Regions from separate parts of the Mus musculus genome. Here region 2 is linked to region 1. A link is a loop called in an ENCODE intact Hi-C map of the cell type or tissue named here. Cell type or tissue: gastrocnemius. All regions are shown on one strand. Each heading gives the region's core, and the rest is flanking DNA. Links, peaks and the distances in the headings are about the cores only. Region 1 overlaps Pde4d (phosphodiesterase 4D, cAMP specific). Region 2 has its middle 35 kb from the start of Gm32881.

Evidence for each region. A loop is a pair of places that touch in the nucleus more often than their neighbours do. Peaks named below come from ENCODE experiments on the same cell type or tissue, not always from the same donor. Only the 100,000 strongest peaks of a DNase experiment are listed, where the experiment ranks them.
Region 2: it touches region 1 in a loop (5-fold over the local background); 12 of 42 quality-filtered maps call a loop at or near these places.

Annotation. Positions count from the first base shown.
Region 1 is chr13:109,920,126-109,925,125 of GRCm38, reverse strand. All of the region lies in intron 8 of Pde4d (phosphodiesterase 4D, cAMP specific), which reads right to left. Among named protein-coding and RNA genes, the nearest start is that of Mir1904, 19 kb to the right of the region's middle. In gastrocnemius, for the core only: a CTCF peak has its summit at 2,689 (motif pointing left); DNase peaks (open chromatin) are centred at 2,134 and 2,689; H3K4me3 peaks cover 2,022 bases; H3K27ac peaks cover 5,000 bases.
Region 2 is chr13:110,034,816-110,048,523 of GRCm38, reverse strand. No RefSeq gene overlaps it. Among named protein-coding and RNA genes, the nearest start is that of Gm32881, 35 kb to the right of the region's middle. In gastrocnemius, for the core only: a CTCF peak has its summit at 8,238 (motif pointing right); a DNase peak (open chromatin) is centred at 8,218.

The DNA of each region.
Region 1 (5,000 bases), core at 1-5,000:
GACTTCTCGCCTGAACTTCGGTACCACGTTTCCAAACTCACCATACTCTCCCATTTCAAATGTCCTGCCCTAACGTCACCTGGAACTTCTTCAAAACCGTGAACCGTTTTTCTATTTAAAGTAGTCCGTATAACTACTCCAACTGCAGTCACTGGGCCCGTGTTTCTTCCAGTGCCTCAGATGAAATCTGTGACTCTTTCTGTCCATTCAGTGGGTATCTCGTGTGAGTCACAAGCTATCAGGTGTTTAACATAAATCATCCAAGCGAATCCTTGAGTAACCCTAGGGTGTTCCCTTCCACCAGCCTACTCCTCTTCTTCGAAACATTGTGACCAGTCCTGTCTTCTGTAAGATACCATTTAATCTGGTCTGTTCCTTCCTGTCTCCACTCTCAACACGTTAATCCGAATCATCACAGAGGCGGAGAGCAGCTTCGGTGTCAACGCCCCTATCCCCCACTTCCACGCACAGTGAGACCTGGGTGGGAAAATGGTTTTCCCCACTGCACGCTGATACTCAGGATATGGATTTCAACTTGAACTTGAACGCCTTTAGTACCCAGCTTCTGCAACTGTGCGTCAGAACCCCACATGAGACTGAATGCAAGGTCACAAAGTTTTGCAACAGTACAACGTTTCTGAACACACAACAATAGAAAATCAAAATCAAGTGCACGATGAATCTGAGGCGTCTGGTGTCACCTGGGTTGTATATAATGTGACTTCATAGGACCCTGGCTAAGACTGCACGGTATGCATGCTCTGCACTGTGAGGTAACACCACAGAGCAATGCTGGAACAAATTTGGCTCAAATCAGGTTATATGTTATTAATTGCCAGGCTTTTACTCTGCACACAGTGAATCCAATTACACGAAACACACTTTATATTTTTCTGCCATTCTTGGCCAAGTTAACTATCAAATTGAGTAGCTTTGGGTTGTATTGCTAGTGATTTAGAAACTACTATTTGAGTTGCTGCCTTGAGTGGTCCTGCTTTTTAAGCCTTGCGACACATTTTGTGTGATTGAGATTAAAACACGATTTCCTTTTTTCAATTGCCCCTAACCACATTTCTGCCACGTTGTACTCTGTGTATTTATTATGCAAAGGGGTGTTGCTGTTAGTATTGAGGATTACAAAACTAAACGGCTGATCAACTCCAAATCACACTGAAGCGACTGTGCATCCTACAGTATCAAACAGCCACAACTTGACTCTGCATAAAAAATCAAACAATCAGATCCATCCACCAGCGTGCAGATTTATTTTATTCTTTAATAAGTTAGGGAAAACCTGTTAGGCACACCAAGAAATCATTTTACAATGCAGCTCTTTGTGATTATTATCAGTAAATTTTAGGTTAATACATTTATTTTATAGACCCATATGTTTAGGGTCACGTGAAGATTTCTCAGTCACAGGTCACAAGTGGGTTAAGTTTAAGAAGCCTCACTTTAGCATACAGTCCGAACTTCTAGGGTGCCCACTGCAGCAATTTAATCTGCATAGAAATACCCTAGCAAGCTGTAACATTCTACAGTGACACTGAGCTGGCCTTTGTGATCAAATGACTCTCTGACTGTGGCATCCAGATCACGGGAGGCCTTACACATTTCACCTTGCTGCTTGAACGTGCCACAGTGCCGATATGAAGGAGAGTCTGAGGAAGTCATGTGGACTTTGTGGAAGAGGAGAGGGACAGAGGGAACAGAGAGCAGCCCCAGGAAAATCTGCACACATTTCAGTTACTAACCAGGGGAGTTTTCAGAGGCTCACAGCCCGGGAACACCTGATCGCAACACACCCCAACACCCCCGACCTCACACCACAAGATAGGAAACACCTTTTGAGATAGGGCCATGAAAAGGTAATCAATGAACAACACACCTGGGCTGTAAAGAGAATAGCTGTCACACAGTCAGGAAGCCACAGACAGGGCTGGGATCTGAAATCAGACAGTGTGGCTTCACAGTACTCTCAAGTGACAGAGAGTAAAGTACCTCATAGCACTGCACACAGCAGGCAGTACTGCCTGTGTGTCGACGGAGGACGATCGATCGTATATGGAAGAGTCGAAGGCTGACTTAAAATGGGACAGCATTCAGTAGGGCAGGGAAGGGCTGGGGGAGGTGTACGTACGTGTGGGCGTGTCCCACGGGACTGGCTCTCACAGCACCTCAGACTCAGGGAGGTCGTCTTAGCAGCAGTAGTTTATCACACAGCACTCAGGAAACTGAAAACATCTGATCCTATATAACCAATCATATTCGTTTTATACCCTTCTACATAAAAATGAAAGACACAGAGGGAGATGTGTAGTAGCCAGGAATAAAGTCAATATTAAGTAGGTGCTTACATATACTGTTAACGCTTAGATTATATTGACAGATGAAAATGTGATTATTAATTCCTCCATACAGAATTCTGAGGCATAACTGAAATTCAGACGCTAAATTCAAATAGCTATCACAAACTAGGGAGCCTCTGTTTGTTTTTCAAGTGCCTTGAGATAGTTTTAGGGGGTGTCAATAACAACCCAGAATTCGTTTATAATCAATCCTTTAAATTATATAATTTAGAATTTACTTTCACATGATAAAAACTCTTTCCTGAGAAACTCTATTAAGAAAACCTGACCGCTAGTAGATCCACTGAATCTATTTGTATTTGGCGCCCCCTAGTGATAAACCACATGAATTTGACTTAACCAGCTCTGAGGCCCAGACTGGCATCACAGACAAAATGGGAGGGTTTGAATAGGGAACGAGACTAAACCAAAACATGACAAGGCAGAGGCCCAGAGAGATCAAATGTACCATTTCATAAGTGGTATCTGCTCTTGAGAGTATCATAAACATTTAAGACTGACCTTTAAGACCTAAGTCATCCTCTGAAACATCCAAGACTAAACCATGACCTGATTTTTTTCCCCCAAAATGACTTTATTTAAAACAGCAAATAAATACCCGAAACACTTATTTAGAAAGAGTCTGACACCGTACGTACTATGTCTGTTGAGGAGTTCCTGGAACCAAATTAACAGGAACCTAAGTTGATGTTTGTATTTTCATTTCTTGGCTAAGTGGATTGACTAAGACACATTAACATATGTGGTGGTTTGAATGAGAAACGAGAATATCACGCATAGGCACAGATTTCTGAATACTTGGTCCCCATGGGTGGTGGAGTTTGGGCTGTCTGAGCTTGTTTAGAGGTATGGCCTTGCTGAAGGAAGTCTATCCTAGGAGCAGGCTTGAGGTTTAAAAGCCACACAACTCTTCCTGGCCTCTCTCTGCTTCCTGCTTGCGGTTCCAGATAGGAGCCCTCAGTTTTCCTGCCCTTAGCCACAACACGTCTCTTCTGCCATAATGGAACACCGAGTCAAACAAAGCCTTCCTTCTACCGGTTGCCTTGGTCATGGTGTTTTACTGCAGCAAGAGAAGTGACAAATTCACACAGCGTTCTCCATTCATTGATACAGCTTGGATTCATATAGGCAGCTGTGTACATCCAAAGCTATTTTGTCAGCTTAGCTGAAATCACCATCATCACGGCTATCCCTAGCATGACACTGGCTTCACTGAGGAATAATCAATGCAACTGGCCAAAGGCCACATGAAGGGAGGCGTCTTTGCTTCTACGTGTGAACGGAGGAGGTCAGCCTGTCACCGGTGGCACATGGCATGATTTTATGCAAAGGATGTGCTACAGACTCCATCAGAGCAAACGCCGAACTGTTACAACTAATTAGCAAAAACCAACGCCTAAGAGGATGCTCTCGCTCCGCATCGAAAAGACAGACGATGCTCACTGGGTGCTGACTCTAGTCCATGTTCTAGATCTGCTGGCCAAACCCAACCATTCTCAGAAGCCGTGTGCTTTCCGAGTCTGGCCACTCTTGGGAAGTTTTGTCCCTACTCACCGGTCTGTTCTCTTTCTAGTCGGGGAGAATCTGCCTCCCATTTTTAGCACATGAACATTCCCCTCTCGTAAGACGGGTTTGGGTCTAAGGCAGAATTTCCCAGAATGCAATGTAAAGAACATCTATCTTGTAAAACACCTTCAGATGATGTCCACTGTGAAATTGTCATTTTAGACACAAAGCGAAGCATTTATGAAGGTTATATACATTAACATAGTCGAAAGATGTACTATGTATGGTATAAGAGCTATACTATGTAACCTGGTTTATATTTACCTTTTATTTAACATTTCCCAAACTAACTTTACTACTGAACCCTTCTTATGACCAGCAAGTAGCAACAGCCCACAGCACTGAAGTTTCATAGAGCACTCCTCCAAAAGTAACAGACTCCCCGCACTAGATACAAGTAATTTTTAATAGACATTCACTTACTATCTCCACAGATGACTGTTCAGTAGCTACCTAGGAGCGGAGAAGCAATAAAGCGGCAGACCAAGTAAGTAAACAAGTAAACAAACAAATAAACAAATGAGAAGAGGCCAAACATTAAAGTCAGGAAAGCTCCCCAGGTTGAGAACTGAGACGGGACGCAACGACCTAGAAAGAGACAATTGCAGTGCTGTTCAAGAAGTGTGTGCACAACCTGTCTATCAACTGGGAAGACATCAATGCGGGTCATGCAAAGGCTGGAGAAAGAGAGGGGGGTGGAAGATCAGGGAAGATTGGCTGATGGACAGCAGCAGGAGTTCTGGTGTACCCTACAGAGTATGCCATGTATTTCAGAAACCTAGAAGACAAGACGTGTTTTCACCACAAGGAAGTGCAAAAGAGGTGTATTTCACTTGATTTAAGGGTTTCATTAAGTAGGCATGTTTTGTAATATCACATGATGGTATCCTATTAGTACGTACAGTTTTTTTTTTGGTTTTATGTATCAATTAAACACAGTGTCCAATTTTAATAACTAAAGAAGACTTGAGGCAGAATCCACCATGCAGAATGAGGCCACGAGGGAGGACACAGAGGCATCCTGGAAGGCTCCGAGGAGATGGTTTATAATTTAAACCCGGCATG
Region 2 (13,708 bases), core at 5,200-10,199, 120 kb before region 1:
AGATCCCCCGGAACCAGAGTTACAGACAGTTGTAGCCAACCATGTGAGTGCTGGGAACTAAATGCAGATTCCCCTGAAAGGACCACCAATGATATTAACCACTAAGTCAACATCTCTGCAGACCCTGGGAGTAGATATTTCATTGTGATAAAGATATGAGAGATGTGTAAGAAGTCAAAGATAGGTCTTTCAAAGGATATTGGTAGAGGCATTTATGTACAGGTATGATGACCTAAGTCCCATCACTAGACCCCATAAGGTATCAGGAAAAAAACAATTCCTGAGCATTGTCCTCTGAAGTAACTTACATCCTACATTCATTCTCTCTCTCCCTCCCTCCCTCCCTCCCTCCCTCCTTCCTTCCCTCCCTCCCTCCCTCCCCCTCTTCCTCTTTCTCTGCCTCTCCCCTCCTTCCCTTTCTCTCTGTCTCTTTCTCTCTCTCTTCTCTCTCTCTCTCTCACATACACCATTGAATGAATGAATGAATGAATGCATGCATGCATGCATGCATGAATGAATGAATATATGCATGCATGCATGCATGCATGAATGAATGAATATATGCATGCATGCATGCATGAATGGATGAATGAATGAATGAATATATGCATGCATGCATGCATGCATGCATGAATGAATGAATGAATGAATGAATGAATATTTTAGAGGATGGAGGGATGCCTTTTAAAAATACGCCTTAGATTTGGGTGCCAAGGATTCAAATCACAGAACTGACACAGTTTCAATTAAAATACCCTTAAGATCTTTGTATATGAAAAAGCTGAATAAAATATGAAGAAGATATTTAGAATATTTCTCCTCTTCTCTCTGGTTTCTTGGGGCATCTTTCCATATTTCTTCACCACACTTCCATGTATAATACTCTCCCAAGATCACTGATGCTCTGTAAAAAAACATTTGCATTTCTCTAATGACTGGACGTGTTTATCTTATATGACAGACAAATTGAGTGCACAAGGAAATACTGCAGAGGCCATACAACTTAAATAGTACAGGTCTAGGTGGGTTTTTATTTTCTAGTCCTGTTGGGCTAGGAAGAGACTTTTCCAAGGACATTGTGATATTAAAAAGGGTAACAGTTCATTGAGATTCACGATCCCTCATTTCCATTTGATCTTCAGGTCAAGGCTATAAATAAAATGATTTTAGTCCAAAGAATGCTAACTTTGGATTTAAAATGTAAATTGTTTAAGATTATGACCATCTCAAAGTCACTCCATGATCTGACAGCTAAAACCAGGCACAGTTAAATGGCATCTCCCATCATTTCTTCTGGGGACTCATAGCCTATAATTTCTTTCATCTGCTTACTTGGTGGGGAGTAGAGTTTGAAATTGTTCCCGTGTCAGACATGTATGCTGATGCTTCGCCATTTTTATAGTCTCCTTCCATAGGTAGGAAGCTTAGCCGCTGGTCAGCTTGGCCACTGTAGGGACAATAATGACCCAACCTGGATCATTCTAAACTTGACTCCCTCCATCTACTTGGATCAACTATATCAGAGTCTCTAGGTATGAGAAGTAGTTTTTAAAATCTTTTGGATCAACTATATCAGAGTCTCTAGGTATGAGAAGTAGTTTTTAAAATCTTATCAGGTCTTGGTTTTGCATTGCTGTAAATATATAACAGAAAACATAGCATATTTTTAAGATATTTAAAATGGCTTATTTGTTGTGTGTGCATACACAATCAATCGAACAAATCGATAGATAAATACTAGTTGTAGGAGGATTTTAGTTTCTTGTGGAATGAATAGTGTGTTCCAACTCTCTGCTTCCTGTCAGACAGGGACCAGTCTTCACTCCTACAGAATCTCTGTACCCTTGCTCACACTCCGCACATCCCTACGGGCCTCTCTCCAGGTCTTGGGTCCTGAGATGTCAGAGTCTGAGGCAGCACCACGCTTGGACCCTCACAGCTTTCCCCTTAAGTCCCACACTGTCTGCATTTCACTTCTGACTTCTGCCGCCTTTAAGAACTCATGCATTTTCTTAAGAATCTAAAATAATCTCCTGACTTATTTTACTATAGTTTGAGATTCATATCTGAATCGCATTTGTCATGTGAGGCAACATTTTACAGGAAACATCTCTGAAGGCCTTACCATCACACATACCACACACCTCAAGTGGTCGTGAGTGAGTGCAGAGTGAACTCCTCCCATAGAGAGCAACGAGTACATGGGAAACACAAATTGGACTTGGTGGGTTGGGTTTGGTTTGGTTTTTGAGGGGGAACAAGGGTGAAACGGTGGACCTGGAAAGAATGGAAAGTGGGTATGATCATGGTGCATTGTGTGGTATTCCCAAATAATTAATAAAAATATTATGTTGAGGGAAAAATGATGTCGCTCTCATGATTAAATCATGCCAAGATAGCAGCATGCATCGTGGGAACTCTCTCTCCTTTCCTCAACACTCAGGCTGGTAAAGCCAGTGGCCAATCGGACAGGGAGACATGAGGTCTACGAAGGAGATCTCTTTACACATGACCACCATCAAATGAATGGGTTTATAAGTAAATCTTTATGGAGTGGAATTTTGGTGATAACTGCAGATGCAGCCCATATCCTGATTGTATCCATGTTAAGAGACCCTAAGCCTGAAATCTTTAACAAAGTCACAACTAGAATCCTAGCCTAGAGAAACTGAAATAAAGCATGCCTTTTAAAACCTGATAAATTGTAGAGCCATTCATTGTTCAGTGATACATAGCTATTATCTATTATGATAATGACTTCCTAGCTAGCATTTCCTAAAACTAGGAATACCTCGTGCCTCATTACCTATACAAAGCAATATATGACTGGGTGTATAGGACACTGGGCCGGGCTGGAGACAACTCATTAGATAAAGCATGAGTCTGAGGACCTGAAATCCATGTAAATGTGGAAGAAGAGTCCATAAGTTGTCCTCTAACTCATAAAGAGAGCAACAACTTGCATACCAGAGCACATACATGTTCTCCACCCACCTTGCACACTCGCAAGAAATAAAACAGTAAACAACAATAATTTTAAAACTAAAAAAATGGATGTATTTAGATGCAACAAACGTATCTATATTTCATTGTCTATATTTCATTCAGAGTACTACATTTTCAAAATAAAGGGAGGAAGGTGAAAATCTAGACAAAAGACACCTAGTTATTCTGGACTTGGGGCATGTAAACCCTAGATTTTAGGAAACTGACTTATGCCAGTTGGGTAAGGAGAAAAGAACTGAGGACGAAGCCTGACTTAGCACAGCAAGGACAATTGCTCTTCTTTGTTGGAAATGAGAGCGGGGACCTAAGGAAGATTTCTCAGTGTGGCCAAGAACATTTATTTTAGAATCATCTGGAGTTGGGTAAATTGCAGAGCCCTGTGTCTTCCATAGTGAGAACTCCAGGTAGTAAATATGCCATGCGAGTAAGTATTTTAGCTATTTCTTCTTATGAAAGGTATGAGAGTCATGGATACAGTGGCTCGGTATGCGGACTTCAGACAACCGGTGCCTAGGCCTGACCTCGGAAAAGAAATTTGCACCACAAATGCTTGTCAAGGAAACCGATTGAATCGCATCCTGATTCTTTGCAGAACAGAATAAAAGCGTGGACAGTAATTTCTCACTTACAGCGCTAGGGGAATAACCGAGTGAGTTGGTGTGAAGACATGATGTGGTTCAGTGCCTGAAACCCAAGCAGGGCCCCTTCAACAGGGCCCCGGAACCCTCTTTTCTATGGTTGTTACACAGAGGCTTCTGACTGCAGAAAGGAAGGAAGAAATCACTTTGCCTCAGAGACACCAGAAGTTGGACAATGTGCCCTCAAGGTTTCTTGAGAGTGGTGGTTTGACTGAGAAATGGCTCCAGAGCCTCCTGTAGTTGTACACTTGGTGCCCAGGTGGTGGCGCTGTTTGGGGAGGACCTTGAGGAGGCGTATTCTTCTTGGAGAAAGTCTCTCACTGAGTGCAGAGCTTAGGTCTTATGGGCTTGTCCCATCTCCTGTTCTCTCTAATTCAGATTCCTGTGCATTAATAGAAGTGCCAGCTCCTGCCTTCATGGTTGCCCCGCCTAGTGTCATGCCTTATCCTGCATCCATGCTCTGAAATCCTAAGCTAAAATAGACCCTCATTTCTTTTCGTTGATTTTGGGCATGGCATTTTACCACAGCAACATAAAATATCTAATACACTGGGGTGATAGTCTTAACTGAAGATGCCTTTTCAGTATTTATGGGAAAGCTGTTTTTTTCTTATAAAGTTCATGTGCAGCAGTGAGAACCCCCAAAGTGTCATATCAGGAAACATTGTATATGCTTTTGTCTGTCATCCCCCCTCCCCCGCCGCCACCACATCCTTTCCTTTCTAGTCCCTAAATAAGGCATTTTGTTGACGTTTCTAGCCAGAGATGTTTAGATGTTGGCTGGCTTTATCCATATATGATGTGTCTGAAACTCAATAGTAATTTTGAAAACACTGTAACATTCTTTTTAAGTAATTCAAGCTAAAAAGCGAATTTCTCTAAAAGAGGTTCAGTCTTAAAGGATATATATATATAGTTGAAAGAGTGCAATGGTATTCGGAAAGCTATTTCACACAATTTCGTGGCTTCTCCGGAACTAAACTGATAGGGACAATGCCACTTAATTTGTCTTAGATTTTAATATGTTTATTGTCGTGATCACATCACTATGGAAAATTTTAAAATATATTAAGTTGTCTTTCAACATTCTTGTCTCTGAGAAGTGGAGATGAAGCTGTAGGCTACACAGTCACCTTTACAAACAAATGAAGAGAGAGTGGAGCAGACATGGCCTTTATAGACTAAGTCACCGGAAGCTCCTGGTTTGCTCCCTTCAGGTCATTCACTGAGGAAAACTAGCTCCTGAGTGCGTTGAAGAGTTAAGAGTCCCATGGCCTCCTGCCAACAGGCATGAGCACCTCAGAAACAGATCCTACTGGCTTGCTCAGTCCATCCTATGTCTGCAGCCATTCTGCATCCTGGCTGGAGGAATCTGAGCTTCCCAGATAAGACACTCCAGATTCCTGGGACGAAGAAAAAGTGAGCTGCCAAGGGTTTGTTGGTTTCAACCATTATTAACTTTGGGCATAAATTTATCAGTTATCTACCTTTTACTTCTCAGACACATTTTAGTTGACAGGTTTATTTGTTTTAATGTATAACAACTAAAATATAGATTGAGCACTTCTAAATCAAAATGTCCATCATGTGAAACTTCTTGGGTTAGCAAGATACCATGAGTAGAAAACAGGACACGTGACCTTATCTACAGATCGCTGTGAAAACACAGGTGGTCATGTTAGTGTTTGTGTCAAAACACCTAGGCATGTCATTTTCCTGCTTAGATGATACAAATACCTTTGCACCCTATTGGTCCAAATAAATAAATTAATAAATAAATAAATAAATAAATAAATAACCAACCTGCTTCCAGTCTCAAGTATTTGGAATAAGGATACTCAAATTGTATTGTGACATGTGAGTGAAAGGATATTTAACTCCTCTTAGGATGACATAGTGCAGATGGTATGTGTAGAACCAGGGTTAGGGTTAGGGTTAGAGTTTTGATAAAGCAAAGGAAGAAAAGCTGGGAAAGACTGATTTGACTGCACTAAACTAGAGGTGCATCCTATCTTAAAGTTTTACTGCTGTGAACAAACACCATGACCAACACAAGTCTTATAAAGGACAACATTTAATTGGGGCTGGCTTACAGGTTCAGAGGTTCAGTCCATCATGATCAAGGTGAAAGCATGGCAGCATCCAGGCAGGCATGGTACAGTAGGAGCTGAGAGTTCTACATCTTCATCTGAAGGTTGCCAGTGGAAGTCTGACTTCCAGGCAGCTAGGACGAGGGTCTTAAATCCCACACCCACAGTGACACACCTACTCCAACAAGGCTACACCTCCAAATAGTGCCACTCACTGGGCAAAACATTTTCAAACCATGATACATCCTGTATTAGTCAGGGTTCTCTAGAGTCACAGAACTTATGGATAGTCTCTAGTTAGTAAAGGAATTTATTGATGACTTACAGCCGGCAGCCCAATTCCCAACAATGGTTCAGTCGCAGCTGTGAATGGAAGTCCAAGGATCTAGCAGTTACTCAGTCTCACGCAGCAAGCAGGCGAAGGAGCAAGAGCAAGAGCTAGACTCCCTTCTTCCAATGTCCTTATATTGTCTCCAGCAGAAGGTGTAGCCCAGATTAAAGGTGTGTTCCGCCACACCTTTAATCCCAGATGAAAGGTGTAGCCCAGATTAAAGGTGTGTTCCTTAAACTCGGAGATTCAATCTTCTGGAATCCATAGCCACTATGGCTCAAGATCTTCAAACCAAGATCCAGATAAGGATCTCCAAGACTCCAGATAAGGGTCACTGGTGAGCCTTCCAATTCCGGATTGTAGTTCATTCCAAATATTGTCAAGTTGACAACCAGGAATAGCCACTACACATCCCCAACCATAATTGCTAGATTCATTTTCCTGGTGGCCACTGAAACCTTCTTATTGTTAAGATAAACAGTCTACAATCAGCTCAAAAGAAAAGGTGATTGCTAGGTAGTTTCTAACTGTACTGGAGACATTTAAGTTTAACTCGTTCCTGCTCAGATGTAGTAATTGAGTCAAGACTTAGCTCTGCAATGACATGGCAGGTCTGTTTGATTTGCTAGTGTAGCATCAAGGGGACGCTGTGTTAATAATGCAGTCCAAATGTCTATCTGACTACACACAGAGAAAGACAGACAGAAAGGATGTGCAACTGTGTTTGGTTTTAGATTTCTTATTCGTCCATTGTTGTATTAGGATGATTTTCTCAAGTCATCTCCAACACTAATGTCTTGTGGGTGGTGGTATTTTGGGGAGGCAGGGGCTAGTTCTCTGTTTTGGTGATGATGGTGGTAGTGGTGATTTGGGAGATTGGACCTAGGAGTGTGTTTATGCTCGGCACCTGCTTAGACAATAAACTCTACAGTCAGTCTGCAGCATTTCTACTGGAAATATTGTAGTCCTTTTTTCTTAAAAGGAACGCCCCCTTTTTAGATTTCTGTATTTATTTTATGTTTGTGAGTACACTGTACCTGTCTTCAGACACCCCAGAAGAGAACACCAGATCCCATTACAGATGGTTGTGAGCTACCATGTCGTTGTCGGGGATTGAACTCAGGACCTCTGGAAAAACAGACAGTGCTCTTAACCCCTGAGCTATCTCTCCAGCCCCCAATATTGTAGTTCTTTTAAAATCGAAGTAGTGTAATTTATTGACGTAATTGCCTTCTTGTACTTAGGTTGCTTCCAACGTTGAAGTCACCATTACTGCTGCACTGAATCTCTCTCAATCAAAGCTTTGCCTGCCTCTCTCCCTCCCCACGACTCTCTCTCCTGCTACCTCCTCAGCACAGACCACAGAGCTCCCTTCTAAAAACACTAGAATGACTTAAAAACTCAGTGGCGTTTTATTAAGATTAGCATTATGTTAAGGTTTCCCACCAACACTGTATAACTTGTTTAATTGAGCCATTAGGTTTTTTTTCCGTGAGATTCTGAAGCAATTGAGAGCATTTCTGTCATCTCCACAACTACCCAGCACCATTTGTTTCCTTCCTTGCAAACCCTTCAGCTGATGATAATGCCTTTCGTAAGGATGCTAAGGCCTCTAGCCTGTAGCCCTGGCACCAAATTCCTGTGAGTCGAGGCAAACAGAATGGACGAGGCCTCTAGTGATAGCTCATTGAGATGCCAGAAGACGGCAAAGCCCCCTTTCCACCAGGAAAATTGTGGTGAGTCATATGAAAGACAGGAAGCAAAAGAATGTACCACCAATAAACTTGAGTTAGGTGAGCAGGCAGTAGTTTCAGGATCATGGTCGCTGCACACACCATCACCCATGCTTCAACATCGCTATGAAACCCAGTGCAGAGTTCTCTTGAACAGGTTTAAGTCTTGCAGATGCTGAGTCTGAGACAGTGCATGCCTTCTTAGATGTGAACAGTATTGAACCTGAGCCTTGCCTTTGTGGTCCAGATTATAGCATTTTCACTCCATGTCTTTTAGAATTGTGGGATGGAATATTGGGAGAATGAAATGATCCTGTGCCCAGCATGGTGCCTGGCAAGCTGCTCAGTGTGTGGTAGGGTATTTTTTTTTTTTTTTAAATCAGTATTTTCTATAGTGTGGACAAGGCTGAAAGGAAGCTGTTGTGTCCCATCTCCACCAGCAGAGGGCAGAATAAGAATGACTGTGACTCTTTCAAATCTGACTGGAGAATACAATGCCATCTGAATGCAACCCTTCAACATCACTTCGTAACCCTTAAATCTTGAGAGAGGCCCTGGGAGACTTAGAAATAGGAAAAGAAATGTGAATAATATGTAAAAATCATTACAACATAATCTGAAAATATAGAACTGCTGCAACACACACACAAACATACACACATAGACACTCAATTACATGTTTTATTTTTAATTACACTTACGTACTTAGCGTGCATGCATGTGGTGTGCACATGTGTGTGCACATATGTGCATTCATTAGTGTGCACTTGTATGTGAGTGAGCATGTATAAGTGTGTGTGTGAGTGTGTGTGTGTGTGTGTGTGTGTGTACATACAGGGATCAAAACTCATCTTATACCAGTTCTTCCAGTATGAGGGTTGAAGAGTAAATTCAAGTTGTCAGGTTTGACTGCAAGAGTCCTTACCTGCTGAGGTACACATACACATGGGTACGCATACACATGGGTACACTGGTGCCCATAAATTTTGTCAAGCTAGAAAGTCTGGGAAGCAAAAGGAAATACAAAGTGACCTCGAGGATTGTCTTCATTGAAAAAGACTCAGCCGTACCCTCACAGTTAACTTAACAGGCAGTTCAGGGGTGGAACAAAGGAAAATATGGAAGAATCGTATCACCAACACCAGTTTCTCTTTGAAGCAAGCAACAAGATCTTTTCCAGAAACAAGATGTTAAAACAGAGTTCTGTTTTGTTTTTCTTAATGATAGAGGTGGAGAGAGAGAGAAAAATAAAATGCTTTAGATACAGTGACCTCTGAGTCACCTAAGGCTACCCGAGGAACAGAAAAAGGAAGAAGGAGAGCGAATGTTTGCACTTCCTGTCAGCCTCTCCAAGTGGCGACCGTTTGATATTACACTCTCCCGCAGAGAGGTGGCATGGGCCAAACAGACTTACCCTCTACCAGCATAGGACAGATGGTAAATATCTCTCAGAAATATCAGGCCTGTGATTGGTAGAAAGCAATAGCAGCCCGGTGGCCACGTGTTACCAAACAACCTCGTTTTTAATAGTGTTTGTCGGGTGGGTTGGCTCAGATGACTTCTTCAAATAAAATCAAATTCTGGTAGAAGGATAACATGCTGGGTTAGTAGCAAGGCTTTGCTGGTCGGTACGTACAGTCAAGAGAAAGTATCCGCTAAACTCAGGATAAAAAACGGTAGCCAACGTCCGTCCGCGGAGACAGAGCTTCTGGCTCCTCCCAGCATCCCTGTCAGCTGTGCAGACACATGGCACCCCCCAAAGCATGCAGACCACACTGCTGTCTGCTAGGGAGCAGAAGCACAGAGTATCTTATTCTCCAAGTGCATCTGCCTCTCTAGGACTCTTTTAAATCAACCCCAGTGTGGGGGAGGGGGTGGGGGGGGACCATTCCATCTATCAAAATTACATGTAGGGGCGGAGGGCAGAAAAACCATGACAACCTTACATTCTCACACCCACCCCAGAGACACTGAATAGAATCAGCCAAACTGTGCACACTGAACGTTTATAGTCAACGAATCCCATAAACACCACATTGAAATCTGCTGAGCTACAGGGGTGTTGGGAAACATGGGATAATAATTGGAATGCATAATTTAATAATGATATCACATTTTTTTCCAAAAGATTTACTATGTGTGAAGTGATCTCAGATATATTTTCCACTGAACTATATGCCATGGCCATCCTGGGACAACTGTAATGTAAATACAAATATACGTTGTGTATTTTACAAGCACCACATTGCCATATCCTGTGAGTTAAACTCTCTTGGGATCCTACGTGTTAAAGGATGGGGGAGTGTGTAGTTGAACCAAATTAAACTTATCCAAATCTAGCTTATGAATGAATAAGACTCAAACTATGGTTATCTTATTAAGCTTTGACAATTACAGGGGGAGGGGGTAACCCCTAATCTACTTTTCTAGCTGCTGGCCTGGCTACCTTCCCAATGGTGTACCCCAAATACTTCCAGCTTCTCAAGGTCCATCTCCTCTCATGGTAGTCCCCTCCCTCTGACTCCTTTTTCTCCCAACCAGGTAACTTCAAACCCACCTACCTCTAGCACCTCCAGTAATTGGCTGTAACCATTTTAATCTAATCAACAGTTTTAAATTAAGGAACAAAGTTTGCACAACAAAAGCTGATTAATGTGAGAATTCATTCCCAGGCAACTAGACTTTTGGGTACAGAATTCAGCATTACCATACACAGCAACATACCAAACCTCAACAATTCCCCTTTTGTGGGTGTTTGAGTGCTGTGAAGAGACACCAAGACCACAGCAACTCTTATAAAAGGAAGCAGTTAATTAGGAATCGATGATAGTTTCCGAAGCTTAGGCCATTATCATCATGACAGGAAGCCTGGCATCAGGCAGGCAGACATGGTACTGGAGAGGTAGCTGAAAGTCCTACATCAAGATCTGCAAGCTTCTGGGCCTGGCTTGGACTCCTGAAGCTGCAAAGCCCACCCTAGTGACACATTTCCTCCAACAAAACCACACCTACCCCAACAAGGCCACACTTCCTAATCTCTCTCAAGTAATACCACTCTGTGATGACCAAGCATTCAAATATATGAGCCTATGGGGGGCCATTCTTACTCAACTAACCACAGTTGTCTCTAAAAATCCCTATCATTTTCCACTTTGTACTATACCTGCCCCTGCCCCCGACCCCGCCCCCGACCCCGCCCCCGACCCCGCCCCTGCCTCTGCCCTTGCCCCTGCTGCACCAAGTTAAATTTATTCTACTGGACGGTGAACCGTTTTACTTTCCCCTGGAGGCTGTGTAATGGCACAATCAAATCAGCAGGAGCAGCAGAGGTTTGAGTTCTATCCTCTGCAAAGATGGTTGCGTCTTTGTATCTGACTTAGTCTCACATACAAAGAGCCAGTCTCCAGCTGCAGAGTTTCCTGTCAATAGCGAGTTGTTTACAAGTTTGTAAGATCGTGTGATGGCTGACTTTGCCCAAGAGTTAATCATAGGTTCAGCTCTGCTCTGGGGCCTTCTAATGTGAAGAAAACAGAACTTGAGCAGTTATCTATTACTTTTTTTCTTATTGTCAAATCTGGGCTGTGATTGCCAGTTCTGGGTTAAGCATAAAGGAAACTGATGTAGCAACGCGCACTAGTACAACCTGTACTAGTAGCTGGATGTTAATGTAGTACATATGGCCTTCAATGGAGTTTTCTATACCTTTCGGTTTTTCTAGTCATGTCTCTAACTTGTTCTGCAACCTCAGGAATGTTATATTGCCTCCTGGTTCTTACCTATTCATTAGAAATAAGGAGTTTGCTATTAAAAAGAATGAATTTATGAAATTCCTAGCCAAATGGATGGACCTGGAGGGCATCATCCTGAGTGAGGTAACACATTCACAAAGGAACTCACACAATATGTACTCACTGATAAGTGGATATTAGCCCAAAACCTAGGATACCCAAGATATAAGATACAATTTGCTAAACACATGAAACTCAAGAAGAATGAAGACTGAAGTGTGGACACTATGCCCTTCCTTAGAATTGGGAACAAAACACCCTTGGAAGGAGTTACAGAGACAAAGTTTGGAGCTGAGATGAAAGGATGGACCATGTAGAGACTGCCATATCCAGGGATCCACCCCAGAATCAGCTTCCAAACGCTGACACCATTGCATACACTAGCAAGATTTTATCGAAAGGACCCAGATGTAGCTGTCTCTTGTGAGACTATGCCGGGGCCTAGCAAACACAGAAGTGGATGCTCACAGTCAGCTATTGGATGGATCACAGGGCCCCCAATGGAGGAGCTAGAGAAAGTACCCAAGGAGCTAAAGGGATCTGCAACCCTATAGGTGGAACAACATTATGAACTAACCAGTACCCCGGAGCTCTTGACTCTAGCTGCATATGTATCAAAAGATGGCCTAGTCGACCATCACTGGAAAGAGAGGCCCATTGGACACGCAAACTGTATATGCCCCAGTACAGGGGAACGCCAGGGCCAAAAAATGGGAATGGGTGGGTAGGGAAGTGGGGGGGGAGGGTATGGGGGACTTTTGGGATAGCATTGGAAATGTAATTGAGGAAAATATGTAATAAAAAATATTTAAAAAAAAAGAAATAAGGAGTTTGAATCATTTGGCTGAGGCAAACGTTCTGTGAGTTCAAGAACAAGCATATTAGAAAAACTCATTTTTCACTCTACTGTCAACACTCAAAGAGTGTTCCAGTGCTGGGAAGAGACACCATGACCAAGGCAACTCTTATAAAAGAAAACATGTAATTGGAGGTTGCCCACAGTTTCAGGAGTTTCGCTCATTGTCTCATTGTCGTCATGGTGGGGAGCATGGAGTCGCGCAGGCAGACATGGTGCTGGAGAAGTAGCTGAGAGTTCCACATCAGGGTCCTCAAGAAACAGGAAGAGAAAGCCTGGCTTGTACTCATGAAATTTCAAAGTGACATACTTTCTCCAACAGCCATACCTACCCCAGATCCAATCATTTAGAGCGTGTTTGACTGTGTATATCAAAATATAACTCAAAGCAGTTTAAAATAAATGTATTTAGAAAGTACAACAAAGGTCTGGCAAGTAAGACAGGCTGCAGGGCTTTTAGAAAGGGTTGGTAGGTGAGGGGTTGAGATGGACAGTGAGCATGCCCCTTATTGACCACGCCCCTTATTAAATCGCCCCTCCCTGTTTCCCTCTTAATGAAACTAATAGTCATTCCCTTTCATCCAATCAAAAGGGAAGCATTCTATTCTCATAGACACTCCCCAAGACTTGAAATTCTTTACCAGGCACAAAATTCCGGGCTTGCCCACTCCCTATGCCCTCCCCACAAATGACCACTATATCCTGTCTATTGGTTGTACTCAAACGGTAAGGGAAAGTCAAATGGAAGAAAATGAAGCCATTGAACAATTTCAGAATCTAGAGTCCACTTGTGTTACTTATGCATGCTTTGGGCTGAGGCAACCTCAAGACCTAATTTATGTCAAAGGAAGAAACAGTAGAGTGACTCCAACCCCAGAAACAACCCTTGACTGACATTCCCTAACCGATAAAACAGCGGCCCAGTGTCGGTGGCTCCTGAGTTCTTCTGGGCTGCTTTCAACACTGTACATTTTCACTTCCTCTCCTAATGAAGACTTTTAACATGCTGGTCTACTGTGGCTGCCTGTATATCCTTTTATTAATAAGACCGAGAACCTGGACAGAGGGCAGTCTACCTTCCTGACAGTTTCAGCCGTGGCTTCACAGTGGCACTGACTGCAGAACCTTCTGAGCTTTCCTGTCTTTCCCACCCATAAATAAGGAGCTGGATAAATTCCTCAGATACATCGTGTCCAAATGGCACAAAGAGGAGGAGGGGGGAGAGGGAGGAGGGAGAGGGAGAGGGAAGGGGAAGGGGAGGGGGAA